2 separate regions of the Homo sapiens genome follow, and region 2 is linked to region 1. The links are chromatin loops, found by intact Hi-C in ENCODE. Cell type or tissue: psoas muscle. All regions are shown on one strand. Region 1 overlaps ELP4 (elongator acetyltransferase complex subunit 4). Region 2 overlaps PAX6 (paired box 6).

Region 1 (8,000 bases):
ATACTGTTTGACTTCCATATCTAGCAAGATATGAAACAATAATTTGTTGTTCTGTAAATGGGAATTGGCTTACCACTAGCAAAATTTGTCATCCACCTCCAAATTATGCAAACATTTTGTGGCTTTTGAAAATAGGTAATTTTATTTTCAATTCCCAGTAACAGTTGTGTGCTTCAAGAAATGGTGACCAATAACACTTATTCTTTTTGGAAATAGAAACTTAGTTTTGTGCCTTATGATGATTTTATTAGTGAGGTGAAAAGAAAATAAATTTCCCCTTGTTTATGCATTTTTTAGTATAATCTGTGGCAAGTTGTTTTTGATTTGTATTTTTTAAGGCACTTTTACCTAAAACTGTCAGGAAATAAATATTGAAACACTTAAACTAATTAATAAAATTAGAAATGGAGAAAGTTGTCTTATACCATTCTCACAGCATTTTTTTCAAAAAGAAAATTTACTTATTATTGCTAATCTTTATTCAAGCTGTCATAGTCTGCACTTTTAAGGAATTTTAAAATATAAACAACAATAATGCAAGAATGAAAACTCCTTTGACATTCTGGATCATAGAATATGTCAGTATGTTTTTTTCATTGTATAATAATTTTAAGTATTGCCAGAGTTTAATGTACTTGTCTAGAGAACAGTAGTTGGTAAACTATTTAGCTTTCCTTTATTCAACCAAATTTCAGATTTGAAACTAGCCTATAGCATATTTTCATTTGTCATCATTGACACTTGATCAATTAATAGCCTTATTCAATTTTTGTCATATACCCACTGTTTTATAATAATTTGATCTGTAGAATTTTTTCCCAGCTATCTCATTGAAGAAAACTATTACCAGCATGTTAGCTTATACCAAGGAAAATTCATTTTCTGACGAAAAGGAGGGAGAAAGGGCCTTTTTAAAATATGTCTCTTGAAAAATGAATGAGATTTTATTTAGTGTGTTATTTTAATTGATGTGTTTTCAAATTAATCTTCTATAACATTAATGTATTAGAGCTTTGAACCTACTGAAGTGAATGATACAGTATGTTTCTATGTAGAGAAATTCAGAACAAACCTTTTCACATCCATAAACTTTTTTGTTCATGCTGAGTATTTTAGCAGCTAAACTCTAAGTCTAGCAATGGACCGCTTTAGAACTAACCACTAATATGGGATTATGAAATGTGGACTCCAATGGCCTTGTGAATTTCTCTCAGTGTGAAATCTTTTATTCTTAAAACAAGAACTAAGAATAATTGCATGGTGAAGAAAAATATACTTTTGTGAGTTTACAGCTATAAATTTTGGGAAAATATTTTTTATCTAATTGTTGATCTAAGCATAACACCACCTTCAGTCATCTAACTTTATTTCAAATGATCTTTTTAAATGCACTTTATTAAGAAGAATAGTTAGGGATGAAAATTACAGATTAATCTCTTGATCATAGCTACAGTTACTAAAGGATAAAGCCAGATATTCAGAGTGTCATTTTTTATGAATTCTTTTCTTAATCAGAATATTCTTAACTGAGAATCTGCCTTTAATGTTTTCAGATCTTCTTAACGACTCTGAAATTGATTATAAGAAATTTACGTATTTAAGAGTTTAAAAAGAAGCAGTTTTTAAAATGAACTAAATTATATTATATCCATTTCAGTTTTACATCATATTTATCAAATTCCAGTGACTTTGTGTCAGTATAGTAAGTTGTAAACAGAATCTGTTTTTCTTTAAAATAACAAATAGTCTGTGTTTCAGTCCTTCTACCATAGACTTTGGACTTATAATTCTTACAGCTCAAGCTTTTTTTCTTGTTTCAGACTACACATGCTGATACCCGGTTAATTTTTAAAGTCACATCATAGCTTGTGTGCGTTATACGTATATATTTAATTTACTTTTTTGGACAAGGATGATTGAAACTTTTTACACAAACTCTAAATTATCTATAAAGTTCTGTCTATATTAAGCATAGTAGTATATGTATAACTTTGTCTTTGTGTAAATATGCATATTGAATAAGAACAGGATATATTTTAAATCGTCAGTAAGGATATATTTTAAATTGTCATTTTCATCTTTAAAAGAGAAGTACGATTCAGAAACCTTTCATTACACTTAATCTAACCAAAACATATTCAGTAAACCATAAAAAAAATTTGGTTTAAAATATTTTTCCTTTCTCTAAAATAACTTTGTGATGTTCTTGTTCATACTGTTATTCATTCTGTAGTTCCTATAATGGTAGTAGTTATTAGCTAAAGGGCTATTTAGGGCCAAACTTTTCAAATGTATCAATGATATAAATAGTGAAATGTCTCATCACGGTATGGAGATTGAGTCATCTGTTTGGACATATGGAATCTTTGGCTGCTGGACTGCATCATCTTTATAATGCCCAGTGTCCAAGGATGGACACAACTGTTCTGGGAGCAGAAGGGGGTGTGGGGAGCCCTGTGTGTTCAAGCTACATGAATATGGTAGGAGAAAAAGAGGGGAAATGATCTTTTACATTATTTTTATCATAAACTATCTTCTATATCACTTTTTGTGTATAGAAAACAAGTACAACTTTATTTAATTTTTCATTTATTTTACAAATAAAATTACTAAATTTTTTTCTTTGGCATTGTAAGATATCTGAAAAATACCTGTGAGAAAACATGAGTTTTGAATTATTCCTATTTATATACTTGGTTACGTACTTTCCCTTAAAGAAAGATTACCGTCATCAAATGTGAATGATACTTATTTTTTAATGTTGAGACCAAACATGCTTGTAAACAATTACAATTTAAAGCTGTTTAAGTACCACGTCAGATATTATGTCCTAGTGTTATGTTTTATCCCTTTCCTATTAATTACATTATTATTGCTATATGAAGAGTTCTTGCTTCTTTAATAATGTTTTCGCACCCTATGTAGTTAATCTTTAATGTTGGGAAGGACAGGGGAGAGATTAAATTAGGCTTGTAACCTCTTTTTCTTCCAGGCTGATGATAGAAAATAAAAGCTCTTAGCCACAAAATGTAACACTTAGAATTAATATTTAATTAGACTAGCAAATTGTACACTGTGGCTGAAAGCTTCCAAAGAGTTGTTAGTGCCACAATTGACCTACAGGTTTAATAATAACTCACTTCTAGAAGCAAGTGCCAGTTCAGCATAGTAGAGCCACTGTAAGAAAGTCCTGAGAGATTAAAATCAGCAAACCAAATGGCAGGCAAGGATTCCTGGGATGGAGCCTTCTGGAAAGCTGGGAGCTGGAATAGCTTTTAAGCCAGGATTCAGATGAGAACAGTGGGTGAAAAAGCTGATCCCTCCTGTTCTGGGAGCTTCTGGTTGTAGGCCAAAATCTTAGAACAGATTTTTACTAAATGTTTTTGCTGCAGCTATTAACTTACATTGAAAATCAAATATTGAATAATTTTTCTGTAAAATTTAGCAAACTTTTTGTGTCAACATTAGTTCTTAATTTCTTACATATTAGTACATAATATCTGTAAACTCAGATCATTAGATTATCAGATAGGTTTGGCGCTGTACATCTATGCTGTTTTGCTGTGACATGCTGTTTCCTTGTTCCCTGTATAGTTGATTTATATGGTTCATTTCTATATTATTTCATTACGGGGCATTATGCAGAGCCTGAGAAAGAGATTGTGAAGTCTGTAGCCCAAGAATTTTTTTTCTTCAAGAAAGTGTATATATCAACAAACATAATTCAAAGGCATTCTTAATTTTTAAAGGCCTTATATTATAAAAGCAATGCTATATTTTATGTTTATGATGCACTTAAATTACAAGATAAATAATTTGACCTCCTGGTGAAACATTGGATCTTTATATTTTTGCCAAATTGATCTGGTGAAAATAAGACACCCTGAGTTTGAAAATGCGCAGACTGAAAGGGGGGCACCTTACATAATTTATTGATAGTATCTTAAATAATTAAAGAAAAGCTAGTCATTTGTTCAAAATTCAAGCAGGTGAGGACCTTGCCAGCAGAGGGAGTAGTTCTGTCTTCCGTCAGGTTCCCATCATTTTCCCACCTGCCTCAGCCTTTTTCCCAGCCAGTCTCCCATCTGGACCTGGCTCTTGTCAACCTGCTCCTGATGACAGGCTATAATTTTATACTCAATATGGGATTATTCTAAGCTGATTTTAAACTTTAGTATCTTTAACCTGCTACTGCATCACAAACATCAGCTGGATGCTCTGTTTGATATTTGGATATTAGCAATTGTTTTTCAAGGCAGGGCGTGAGCTTTTGGACATCTGTGAATTGCATTTTAGGGTTTCAAGTATCAAAGTACTAAAAAAAGATTTCTGATTTAGGAAGTTTCCCATAAAACATTTTTAATCATGAAAGACAAATTTTTCTGTGGGTAGATTTCTTAATATGAAACTAGATGTATAGTTAAGAAAAATGCCTACAATTAATTTTGAATATTATACCATTATTCTGTCCAGCCTATTCATTTCAGTATTTTGTTCATCCCATTTCTGACTTTTCAGAATATGTAAGTTTTTGTAATGTTTTATAGAATAACTTACTGAAAAAGAAACAAAACTAATATAAATAAATGTTCTGCAAAGTATGTTTATTTGAATATTTGAAGCCAGTGTAAATATAATATAAACAATATTTCTGAAAGTAAAACAATGTGTTCTTAAAAAAAGTCTCAATTATAAAGAACCAATATTTTCATATCAAAATTTAGAATATTGAGTATTTGACCATGTAGAAAACACAAAAAGTTGTGGCTCCATTGCCTATTCCTAGTAAAATTTGATATCTTAGCAGTTTTTTTCACCATCAAGGTTAGGAATATTTGCCATTAGCCCCTTTGTGGATACGTTTTGAGCTTTAGGATAAAGAACCAAAATATGTTTGTTTTACAGTTTTCCTATGTGAATATTACTATATGATGCTAGGCAGATAATGTTACATTTAGAATTTTTTTAATTTACAGAAGTTCCTCTGTATTCTAAAATTAACCATGACTTGAAGTTCCGTGTTAAATCTGGAAAGATTTAATCTAATACCGTCATCAGTTTATTACAAATATTCTAAATTTCATGATTATGAACAGAATTATTTTCCCACTATCAAATATTTTTTAATAAAATAAAAATCTAATCCACAGAAGCAAGTGACAACTCTGGAGGAAGTGGGACAAGTTTGTAAAAAGTTAAAAATGTAGTATAAATAACTTTTTATTATTTCACAGTCTTGATTACTGTAGAATGGAAAACCTAATAAGCATGGAAAAATAAATGTCTTATTAAATATCCCCATATTTATCCTTGGATCCAAGCTTATTTTTTGGATTACAGAACAAAGAAAGGTCTTAAGTTCTCCTATATTCATGTTCTCTGCATATCATTTTTCAGAAAATGTTATAAATTGAACTGTTGATTATGACATACTTGCTTTTCTTGTGGGTACTCCCCTCCCCGCTCTCTCCCAACACACAACCACTACATCATGTATTATGGTCAAACGTAAAGTAACTTAAATATTTATCTAAGTCTTCAAAATTAACTTAATAGTGCTTTCGGGCTATTATAGCCCCAAATCTGTTATTTGTGCCATACTCAAATGAGAGCTCTTCCTTTCATATTATTTTTCCTATCTTTCTTAAATAGTATAGAGTAACTCAGGAACTTGCTCTTACTTGAGGCGTTGCATAAATGCTTTATGTTGATTGATTTACCCCTTTCAAGCTTCTTGATAATTAAGTTATTGGTTAATTACTTCTTAATCCTCTTACTAAAATTTTTTCTGGAAATATATTTTGTGTTCGTACAAATTGCATCTTTTATACTGTTGAGATAATTAGTTTTGGGAAAATAAGGAAATATTGAGGGTTTAAGGTATTCTGATTGTTACTTGGTAACTCTAAGTAGATATCTGAACCATTTTTATTAGAAAATTGTAGGAGCTTTAAATGGCAGTGATTAAATTTTTATCTCTTAACAAAATTCATAGTTTTGACTTTAAGAACTTTGATCTGAAAGGGAGCATTAAATTAATCTTCCTTAATTTAAAATCCATTTAACAGATTTGTTTTACCCTAATAAAAAATGTATTACCATTGTATAATGGCAAACAGGAAACACTCTATGAAACCAAACAGAGAACAGTCAAAACAAATACTCTGAAGGTTTTTTTTTGAAATTAAAATTGAAATACAAAGGTAGAAGACTGGACAATCTGATTTGCTTTGCTTATTTGCAACACCATTTGACATATTTTAAATTTAAATGATTAATTAAATTATGTTGCAACAGAAAACTTTAAGAGCCCTTTATGTAACTTAATACAATGCTATTTGAGATTGCCAGCAAACTCTTAAAACTCCTGGACACTGGCTTTCCTCTCTTCTGGCTTCCCTCCTAGTCATGTCTTGGCTACTATCCAGAGCTGACAACTCTCACCCAGGAGCGCAGGGAGATTTGTCTAGGATAAGAAGGATTTTTGAGCCATCCTACATTTTAATATCCAGATGGGCAAGGAGGAGGGGTGGCAATATCATTGTACATACTTGGGTGATGTCATTATAACATACATACACCATAAGCATTAATTTACCCAGATTGGTGAATTCTGAATGTCCTTACTGAAATGTTCCGTACTGGAAACGATATTGTAACAACTTGAAAATTAATGCAAAGATTATGTTCAAATTTAAGTAATTGACGTACAAATGCCTCTACTTCTCCATTTCTATCTATTAATATATACTGAAGACCAAAGGGGTTTTACATCTTGGTGAATAACATAAAAACACTTGGAATCTGTTAAAATGAGAATATGGATGTTCCAGTTTCAAGGCCTCTGCTCAGATCATTATGCTAAAGCTTTCTGAACACTGCTGGTTATATTATGACAATTTATTATCCATAGTGTATTCCTGCTAAAGTGAATTGTGATTATTATGCTTTTATGGGTTTTTTAAGCTGTTAATTTTATATTCTTCTAAGTAAATTCACCTGCTTTTATCTAAAAGACCATTTAGTATTAATATTATTATTTGAAAGACTTTTTGACAAGAATGATTTTAAGGTAAGATTACATCAATAGACCATATTCCTTATGAAGCTTGGAGGTGCAGAAGTAATCTATAACAATTTTTTTAACTTTTTAAAACACATACGTTTATAAGCCCAAATATCTTTTATGCTCCTACACATAACTAGAAGGTTGAATAAGTTTATAGTAAAAATAAACATTTTCTCAGTCAGAAACTTAGATGTTATTCTTATGTAATTTCCATTGCTTTTTATTCTATAAATGTTTTTCAGATATCCCTACAACTTTCACAATTAATCTGGTCTGCCACATTATACAAATAATTTTGCAAAATAAATGTGCAGAAAGCAGTAAGATCACTGTGAAACTATATAACTAATTTTATGGTAATAGTATGATGAAAAATTATTCTTGTACTAATACTTTATGGAAGTTTTTTCAATAGACTCTTGTTTATAGTTAATGACTATGATGCAAACCTGTGAAACTTAGAAATATAATAAATGAAATACATGAATGAGTTTCTGGAAAATTGTGAAATCTAGGCTGTGCATATTTTTCAGTTAGAATTCACTAGTTTTCCCTTTCGAAGTGGATAACTGATTTTTTTAAATCTCCCACAAACTACCTTTAAAAGACTTATAAAGTTGATAAACATTATAGGATGTAAAATGGTTTATTAGTAAATGTTAAGATTAAATGAAAGAAGTAAATCCTCTTTGAAATAAGCAAATGTCAGGTTGACCATTTAAATACACAGTACTTTGCTTATGTACTATCAGAATGGAAATTTATCTCATCTTTAAACCTTGCAATTTCTGTTATTCATATAATTGAGAAAGTCCTAGTTTATATCACTGAAATCTTGAATAGATGAGTTCTAACAAAAATTGACTTGTATCATTTTAGTTTCAGATATTTAGATAAAAAGGCTTAGTCTTTTATTTATAGATAAAAGGAA
Region 2 (8,000 bases), 160 kb after region 1:
TCTATAATCAGTAATTCCTATCTAATCAATTAGATGTTGATAGGTTTGTAGAAAATGCTATTAAGAAACCAAACCAAGCTTGTAATCTTTTTTAAAAAATATTTATCTAGTTTTTATTTGAATTCTGCACAGTCAATTTCATTTAAAGGTTGTGAATTTAGAAGTGCTCGCATTGTTCTGCAGTTTTATTCAACTATTGTATGAGTGCGCTTCGCCTTGACACCTATTACGAGCACAGCTGTAATTATATCATCACCAAGAACAGGCTATAATTGCTGAAAATGGAATTTTATATTTAGATAAAAGGACTGTCCATTCTTTGTAATGTGTTGCACCAGAGAAAAGTAAGATTTCTTTTAAATTTTTAACGTGTAATTTTAAAAAAGAAATAGTAGAGAGTTCACTAACTAGCTAAATATTCTATGCTGCAGCTGAATCTTTGGCATATCATTTAAGTGGTACATTTTTAATTAGGGCATTTCCACCACTTTGAATGTAACTTCTATCATTATACAGGGGGAAAGTTTTATGGTTTTCCCTTGCTGCCTGGAGGGCAAGATGTGCACTTGGGCTAGCTGGCTCCCGGCTTGCACCTTGCCTGTAAGGCCACAGTGAAGGGAAGCAGGATTGCCTAAACTCTGACTGGGCCTCCAGGGCCACTACAGGCTGGGTCCTGGGTCTGGGGTCCTGAAATGACCCCCAAGGGATACCAGCATGGGCTACCCACCTCCCTATCCTCAAAACTTGGCCAGAGGCGGGGTGGAGGGGCCCCTAGGAGCGCCTTGGTGGGAATCGACTTGGCCAGGAATATTATTTATAACCAGGAGACAATAGGCTGCGCCTTCAAAGAGTTCAGGGAATTGTGACAGGATCTAGTGGGATCTTTTCAGGAACTTTGAAATGTTTTAAAACCCCAACTTTCTCCCCCATTTAAACAGGCGGATTCATCGGCACTGGCCACCATATGGGCCCTTGGAGATCTATTGAGATGACCACCAACACTTGAATAGCGAGGGGCTGCTTTTCAGCGCTGCACAATGCCCCGCGAGTAAGGGAAACTATTAAACTCCTGGGGCAGGAGCGTTGGCAAACTTTCGTGGGCAGAATTTTGAGGCTACAATGAGCGCGGACAACAAAAGGATTCTCTTGAGGCGTGCAGCGGGCCACATTGTGTTACAAGAAGCCCAGTCAACAGACTTTTCAGTGAAGTGTGTTAACCCCTCTGCTCTGCTATCATTAATCACTGTCCGAAGAGCGGGCGCCTCCGTGCTATTTAGGGCGCTTGGCTGGGGGGATGGAGGGTGGATGGGGGGGCCAGGGCCCAGCATGGGGGGAGGCAGGGAGAGTGGACGGGGACCAGGGCTGGGTTCCTACATAGAGGAGATGGAGGGGAGGCAGGATGGAAACCAGCGGTGGGGGTGGAAGCAAGGGGGAAGGATTGGGGGGCCTGGGTTAGGGGAAAGACAGAGGGCGATGGAGGGAAAAAGAGGGCGATGGAGGGGAAAAGAAGGCTCAAAAAACATAGAGGCTAGAAAGGTATTTTTAAAAAAGGACAGAAAAGAATGCTGAGAGGAAAAAGAGACACGAGGGCCGAACAAGAGTGGGAGAGAGAGGAAAAGGAGGATGAGGGCCAGAGAATATTAGTAACTGAGCCCCATCTGGACTCTGGGTCTTTGCACTCCATCAGAAAGGTGGGGGTCGAGGAGGGCTACTTAGCTGAGGGAGACGCGCTCCGCTCACGTGTGCGGGCACAAGCGTCTGTGCTAATTTACTGCCCCAAGTTTCCGGGGACTTTTCAAAGCGTTTTTCAAGGGAAGAAATGAAGCGACCACCCCCACCCCTCGCTTTATTTTCGGGTTTGGTGAAGAAGGAAGACTGGAAATAGCTCCTTTTGGCCAACTAGAAAGGCCGGAGGGTTATTGCTTTTGGAAAACAGACAAAAATCTGTGCACATCTGGTATGGGGTGGGGGACACTGAGGAGAACACAATGCCCATCTCCCCATGGCCACTCATGCCCATGCCTTCCTAGGGGCCCCATCTCGGTCCCTTTTCTGGCACATTCGATCTCGCCAATTAAACAAAGTTGCCCGAATCTGCCTCCGAAGAACCCCGCCGATAGCATGCTCTGCTCTCATTTGCCTCTTTGACATTTTCTTAATTTTAAAACATGGAGATTCACATTCTTATCCATGTTCTGTCTCACACAAACATACACACGGGTTTACACAGGCAGCACGCGATCGCCGCCAGGCCCTGTGCTGCCTCCAGAACTGACACTTAAGAGAGAAAAGTCAGCAGGGACAGTAGAGCTCAATTTTAAATCTGGAAAAAAAAAAAAAAAAAAAAAAGATGGGAAGCGGGGATTGGAATTCCACAGCAAAAAGAAACCTGTCGCTGCAGGATCCCTTCTCTACCCCGCGGGGAGAGCGGCACGGAGACAGTTCATTACTTTAGAAGTGGCAACTGTTTGCAGCCAGGCGGTGACCTAGCGGCTGCTCTTACATAAAATGGGTACATTTCCCCCCACTTTAGTGGATTTGCCTTCCACTCTTAAAGCTTTTAACAAAATAAAACTAGAAGTTGGATCTCGACTCCCCCACCCCCACGATAAACCTAAGTGGTGGACAATTAAGATATCTTCTTCAAAAGGCGCCCCCTCGGAGCCGCGCAAAGCAGGGGCCTTCAGTGGGTGCCGTTCACCTTCCAGCCTAATCCGTGAGAAAGCGAGTGAAAGCGCCTCCCATTATCCCAGCCCCAGGACCATCTGACGATGGGAATAGGATTTGTTTCCTGGAAGGAGGTGAGAGAGAGAGAGAGAGAGAGAGACAGAGAGAGAGTTGCTGGGAAATAAAATCATTCCTTAGTTTCTTAGTGTCTTAATCAGTGAGGCGGAAAACAAGCAAGAAAAGATAGCAACCCGGTTGCGGCACCTTTTCAGCTCTGGAGCGCGGATCAAAACATTGTAGCATCTGTTGAAAGAGAGGCTGACTAAATCCTATAGAGGGCTTGGGTATTATGGGGGGTGGGGGTGGGGTGAGGGGAGGAGATAAGAAAAAGTGTCTCCGTGATCCCTAAAACCACCAAATCGCCGGAGAATTGGGGCTGGATAGAGTTGTCTCTTGTTGTTGTCAGCCCACGTCGTCGCGATTTTATTCACCGCCGCATGGCGTTGATCAGATGGAAACCATATTTGTCTCCCTCTGAGACCTAACCCCCGCCTTATGCTTTTGGAGTATGGACTCTTTAAAACCCAAGAAAGGCTTCCTGGGCTGGGAAAGGGGGCTAGGGAGGGAGGGGGACCCTCTTAGCACCAAAAAGTCTGAGGATTCCCCGGGAACGTGAAGCGAAGCTCACCACCGGTGCCCGCTACCCCCACGCCGGCAACTCTGTGCTTCGTTTGGCCCACGTGTCCTCCCCACGCAACTAGGGGCGACGGTCCTGTGCCTGAGGTGACAATCACCCCCCAAAAACCTCACTTGCGGGTGGGGGGGTGGTGATTGCCAGTTGACCCAGAATTTTCTAGCAACTAGGCGCGTTAAAGTGAAAAGCCCCTGGACTAGCTCCACCTCCGGCCCCAACCATCACAGGCGGACCCTAGCTGATTTGACTCTCACTTCCCGCCCTCAGACTGCCGGCGACGAAAATCCGCCCGAATCGGGCGCCACCTCTGGTGGAAGCTGCTGTCCTCGGCTTCTGCCCAACTCCAAGAAGCGGAAGGGGGGTGTATCCTGCGCCCCAAGCTCATGGGAGCCCACGCACCGGGGAGAGCCCGGAGTGGAGGCTCTGGGCTCAGCCCTCCCAGGCCTAGGCCACCGTGCCCTGAGTCCCTCCCCAAGACTTCTCGGACTAAGTGGGCCAGACTCTTGTCAGGGGAGGGATCACCAGGACCTCAGATTGCTGGGGGCGGAGGGGTGGACGCTCGTGAGTGCGAAGTTCGGGTGTCACTTGGGTGTGTCCAGTGTCTACAAGTGGGAATCCTACGGTTTCAAAAGTCAGGCAGGGATGGGGTTGCCTACACTCGGTGGGGTCAATCGCTAGTCTCACCAGAGGCGGGAGCGGGCCTGGGGGCCCTCTGAGCTCGCGGAGGCGGCGGGTTCGGGGCCCGTGCGGGCGGGGTCGCCCAGGGGAGCCCGGGCCCCGCGCGTCAGGAGGCCTCCGCCGGCCGAGCGGCCGCGCTGGGAAACAAGAAGCGAGCGCTTTGCTCCCTATCTTCCCAGTGTCCGTCCTATATTGTTTTCTGCTCTTAAAACTGACATGTCTAATTGGCAATTGGTGCCGAATCGTGTCCAGAGGTCTCTTGTGGAACATTTCTACAGCTGTCTCCTTCAACTAGACGCTTATTCATGTCGCCTTAATGAGAAACAAAACGTTCTCTAATGAGCAATTACAGAGCGACAGGATTGTTCCCATAACAAATTCTTGCGAGTGACAGAAGCATCCTTTGTACCAGATATTTCGCATACTGTTACCGATTTTCCCTTCCCTCGCCCGACTCCATGGAGGCGCCGGGCATCCGGAGCCGGTCCGAGAGCTCACGGATGCGCCGGCAGCCTCCTCGCAGTCCCGCGCGCCGCCCCTGGCCCCGAGCCCCTCGGCTCCGTTGTGCTCCTGGGAGTGAGACGCCACGTCCCATTATCCCGCATATTATCTCCTTGTCACGAGGACAACAAATACCGATTAATCTTCGGAGTAAACTGTTTCCTATTCTTGACCAAGCTACCTCGGGGTGTGGAGGGGAGCGGAGGGGAGCCAACTGACCCTCCCCTCCGCCCCACCCCCCCCATCCCCCGCTCTTCTTCCTCCAGCCCTTCTCACAGAACCTGGGGTGTTTCAGGTCCCATCTCTCCTCCCAGACCAGAGCGGCTCCCGGCATCCCGCCGTCCTGCTCACAGTATCTTCACCTCACCACTTCCACATAGTCGCCACCCACAGAGAGTGAGAAAGTGGGACCCAGAGGGGCGAACGGGGGAGGGGCAAGGATAGTGGGGTGGTTTTAGTTGGGAGACCACCACTTCCAATGCCCCATCCCCGACTCGCCCTGCATCTCCCTGCTCACCTTTTCATGTGCACCCTACTCATAGTCACATAATTTGTCAATTACAGCAAAAAGCAACAGGATACAATTATGTTAACCTCGCAGTCTGTCAGTGCGTTATCTTGTCACACTTCTACAAGGGGGCTCTCCCTGCATTCTAATGTCAAATTTGAATAGTGCACCACGCAGCTCGTTCTTATGCACACAGTGCTGCCCACAAACACACACACGCACCCACCAGCCACCTTCATACCGCTCCTGACATACACAACCCTCACATTCCCAGGCCAACAAAATGGTTCAACAAACACCACCTACATACAATGTGGTCGATGTGTCCCAGGCCTTCAAATGCAGTCTCACCCATGACATTCCCCAAGCATGGAAGCCCTGAGAGGAAATGGTTGGGAGAGTAGGGGACAGGCAAAGGGATGCACATATGGAGAGCTGCGTGGATGGCTGCTTGGGTTTTACCTTGCGTAGGTTGCCCTGGCACCGAAGTCCCCGGATACCAACCAGGGCGGGTGCCCCAGCTTCCGGTCTGCCCGTTCAACATCCTTAGTTTATCATACATGCCGTCTGCGCCCATCTGTTGCTTTTCGCTAGCCAGGTTGCGAAGAACTCTGTTTATTGATGACACCTGCAAATCAAACCAAAATCAAACCAAATGGTAGTGTCTCCTGAAGACACAGTCACCCATCTCAGCTCACCCACAACCTTAAAAAGCAACTCTCAACCCGTTAAAAAGCTCCCAGCCACCCCGGGACAGTGGGTGGATTTGCAGATACACCGTGGAAAAAATGATAGCTATCACTTTGGGCATGGAAATTTAGTTGGATAGAGAATTGGGCGGAGGGGGTCCTTCACCATTGCTTGGTGTCTCTGGTGACCTAACTCACACGGTTGCTTTGCTTTGTTAAAAGACTGCCCGAAAATAAAAACTATTTAGACTTGTTGTAAAGCTTTCTTTCATTATATTGTTTAATATTAGGATGGAAATGGATGTGTGACACCTGAAGGAAAGTTCTGGCAGGTGGATTAGGACGAAGTTACAATCTGGTTCTCATTTTCCTTCTTCATTCAAGTGCCTTTCCCTGGTGCCTCCGCCCTCTGTTTTGCAGCATGCAAATGAAGTGAATGACTCCCCACACTTGACTCCCATTTTCCAGACAGTCAAAGAAAAGTCAGGGCATTCCTCTCTGTTCCCCCAGGTACAAAGGAGACAAATGTGGAGCAGGGAGAGGACACAGACTAAGAGACAGTGGAGAGAGAGGGTGGGAGGAGGTAAAGAGGAGAGAGCATTGGGCTTAGGGCAGGGAGGGCAGATGTTCTCAATGAACTTACGCTTGGTATGTTATCGTTGGTACAGACCCCCTCGGACAGTAATCTGTCTCGGATTTCCCAAGCAAAGATGGACGGGCACTCCCGCTTATACTGGGCTATTTTGCTTACAACTTCTGGAGTCGCTACTCTCGGTTTACTACCACCGATTGCCCTGGGTCTGATGGAGCCAGTCTCGTAATACCTGCCCAGAATTTTACTCACACATCCGTTGGACACCTGCATAGGGGAAGTGGACAGAAAACCACATTATTAATAATTTCAAGACAAAAATAAAATTGTTTAAGTATGCATTAAACAATGACAAGCTTACGTTTTGATTGTCCAGCACTTGGACTTTTGCATCTGCATGGGTCTATAACACAAAAATATACCTTCAATGGTATGAGAACTTACTGTAGAGAGCTTTTTTTCTTAAAATTACATTTGTAGCCCTAAAAACTACAAATATGATGATACTTTCAAACAATTTGAACTAAAAAACGAATTTAAAAGCTTTTTTTAAAAAAAAAACTTTTCTTAAACACTGCCTGAAGATGCATCAAAACGAAGTAGATAAATTTATTTTTGTGCTGACCTTGCTTAAAGTGGCGTTATGTTTTAAAGAACAAAGGTAAAAAATAAACTGATTTTTTTACTTCTTCTTCTTTAAAAAATACTCAATTGAGTAAATGTGAGTTAGGGAGGAGTAAATAGCATTTGCCTTTTAAAATCAATATATATTATTCATAAACATGAAGAATAAACAAATACCTCAAAAGCTGAGGTAAGCATGGGCTGGGGAGAGCAGAATGAAATTATGCCGGTTTATATAACTCAGCTTATTACGGTTCATAAACTGTTCCCACAATGAATGTCTTTACCAAATAAAAAGAGAAAGATTTTTTTAAAAAAATCCGCACACAATATTTTTCTGAAGCAGATGAGTTATCTTATGTAACTGACCCAGGTTGAAAGAGATAGGGAAGGATGGTGGAAGGAGAGGGGAAAGTGGGAAGGCAGGGGAGTGGGTGGGGGGACTGGGGACTGGGGTGGGTGAGGGTGGGGGGGTCCATAATTAGCATCGTTTACAGTAAGAAATGAAGAGAGGGCGTTGAGAGTGGAGGGCCGCGGGGGCGGCGAGTGGGGCGGCGCCGGGAGGATCACCTGCAGAATTCGGGAAATGTCGCACGGCCGGGCCCCGCTGTGAGCTAGCTCTACAATCTTCTGCCGGGTGGAGTCCGGCAGTGGCCGCCCGTTGACAAAGACACCACCGAGCTGATTCACTCCGCTGTGACCTGAGGAAAGGGAGAGGAGAGGAAAGGGGAAAAGAAGAGAAGAGAGCAGAGTGAAGAGGAAGAAGAGGGAGAAGAAGGAAGAGGAAGATGAGGGAGAACAAGAACAGAAAGGAGAGGAGGAAGGGGAAGAGGAAGAAGGAGAGGAGGAGGAGACAACCACAATGCATCCTCATCCCCCTGCCAACCTGTGCCAACCTCGGCGGTCAGTTCCCTGCTATCGATCAAATAAAGGACAACAGGACCACCAGCCATGCCAGACATCGGGCAGCCCAGTCCAAGCAACCGTGCCCCTGCCCACTGTACTGCAGCAGCAACACAGAGTCAGACACATGCCAAGGAACAAGTA

What was found. A loop is a pair of places that touch in the nucleus more often than their neighbours do. Peaks named below come from ENCODE experiments on the same cell type or tissue, not always from the same donor. Only the 100,000 strongest peaks of a DNase experiment are listed, where the experiment ranks them.
Region 2: it touches region 1 in a loop (2.4-fold over the local background); 6 of 110 quality-filtered maps call a loop at or near these places.

Annotation. Positions count from the first base shown.
Region 1 is chr11:31,637,659-31,645,658 of GRCh38, forward strand. The region is part of intron 7 of ELP4 (elongator acetyltransferase complex subunit 4); the gene reads left to right. Among named protein-coding and RNA genes, the nearest start is that of ELP4-AS1, 130 kb to the right of the region's middle. RefSeq lists a silencer at 6,203-6,497 and an enhancer at 7,866-8,000. In psoas muscle, a CTCF peak has its summit at 3,991 (motif pointing right); no DNase peak of the experiment used is centred here.
Region 2 is chr11:31,795,181-31,803,180 of GRCh38, forward strand. It overlaps PAX6 (paired box 6), which reads right to left. Exons shown (of 14, transcript NM_001368894.2): 5 at 7,524-7,654; 6 at 6,691-6,732; 7 at 6,381-6,596; 8 at 5,511-5,676. Among named protein-coding and RNA genes, the nearest start is that of PAX6, 12 kb to the right of the region's middle. RefSeq lists enhancers at 1-1,693, 3,447-3,984. In psoas muscle, no CTCF peak of the experiment used is centred here; a DNase peak (open chromatin) is centred at 3,641; H3K4me3 peaks cover 1,608 bases; H3K27me3 peaks cover 7,277 bases.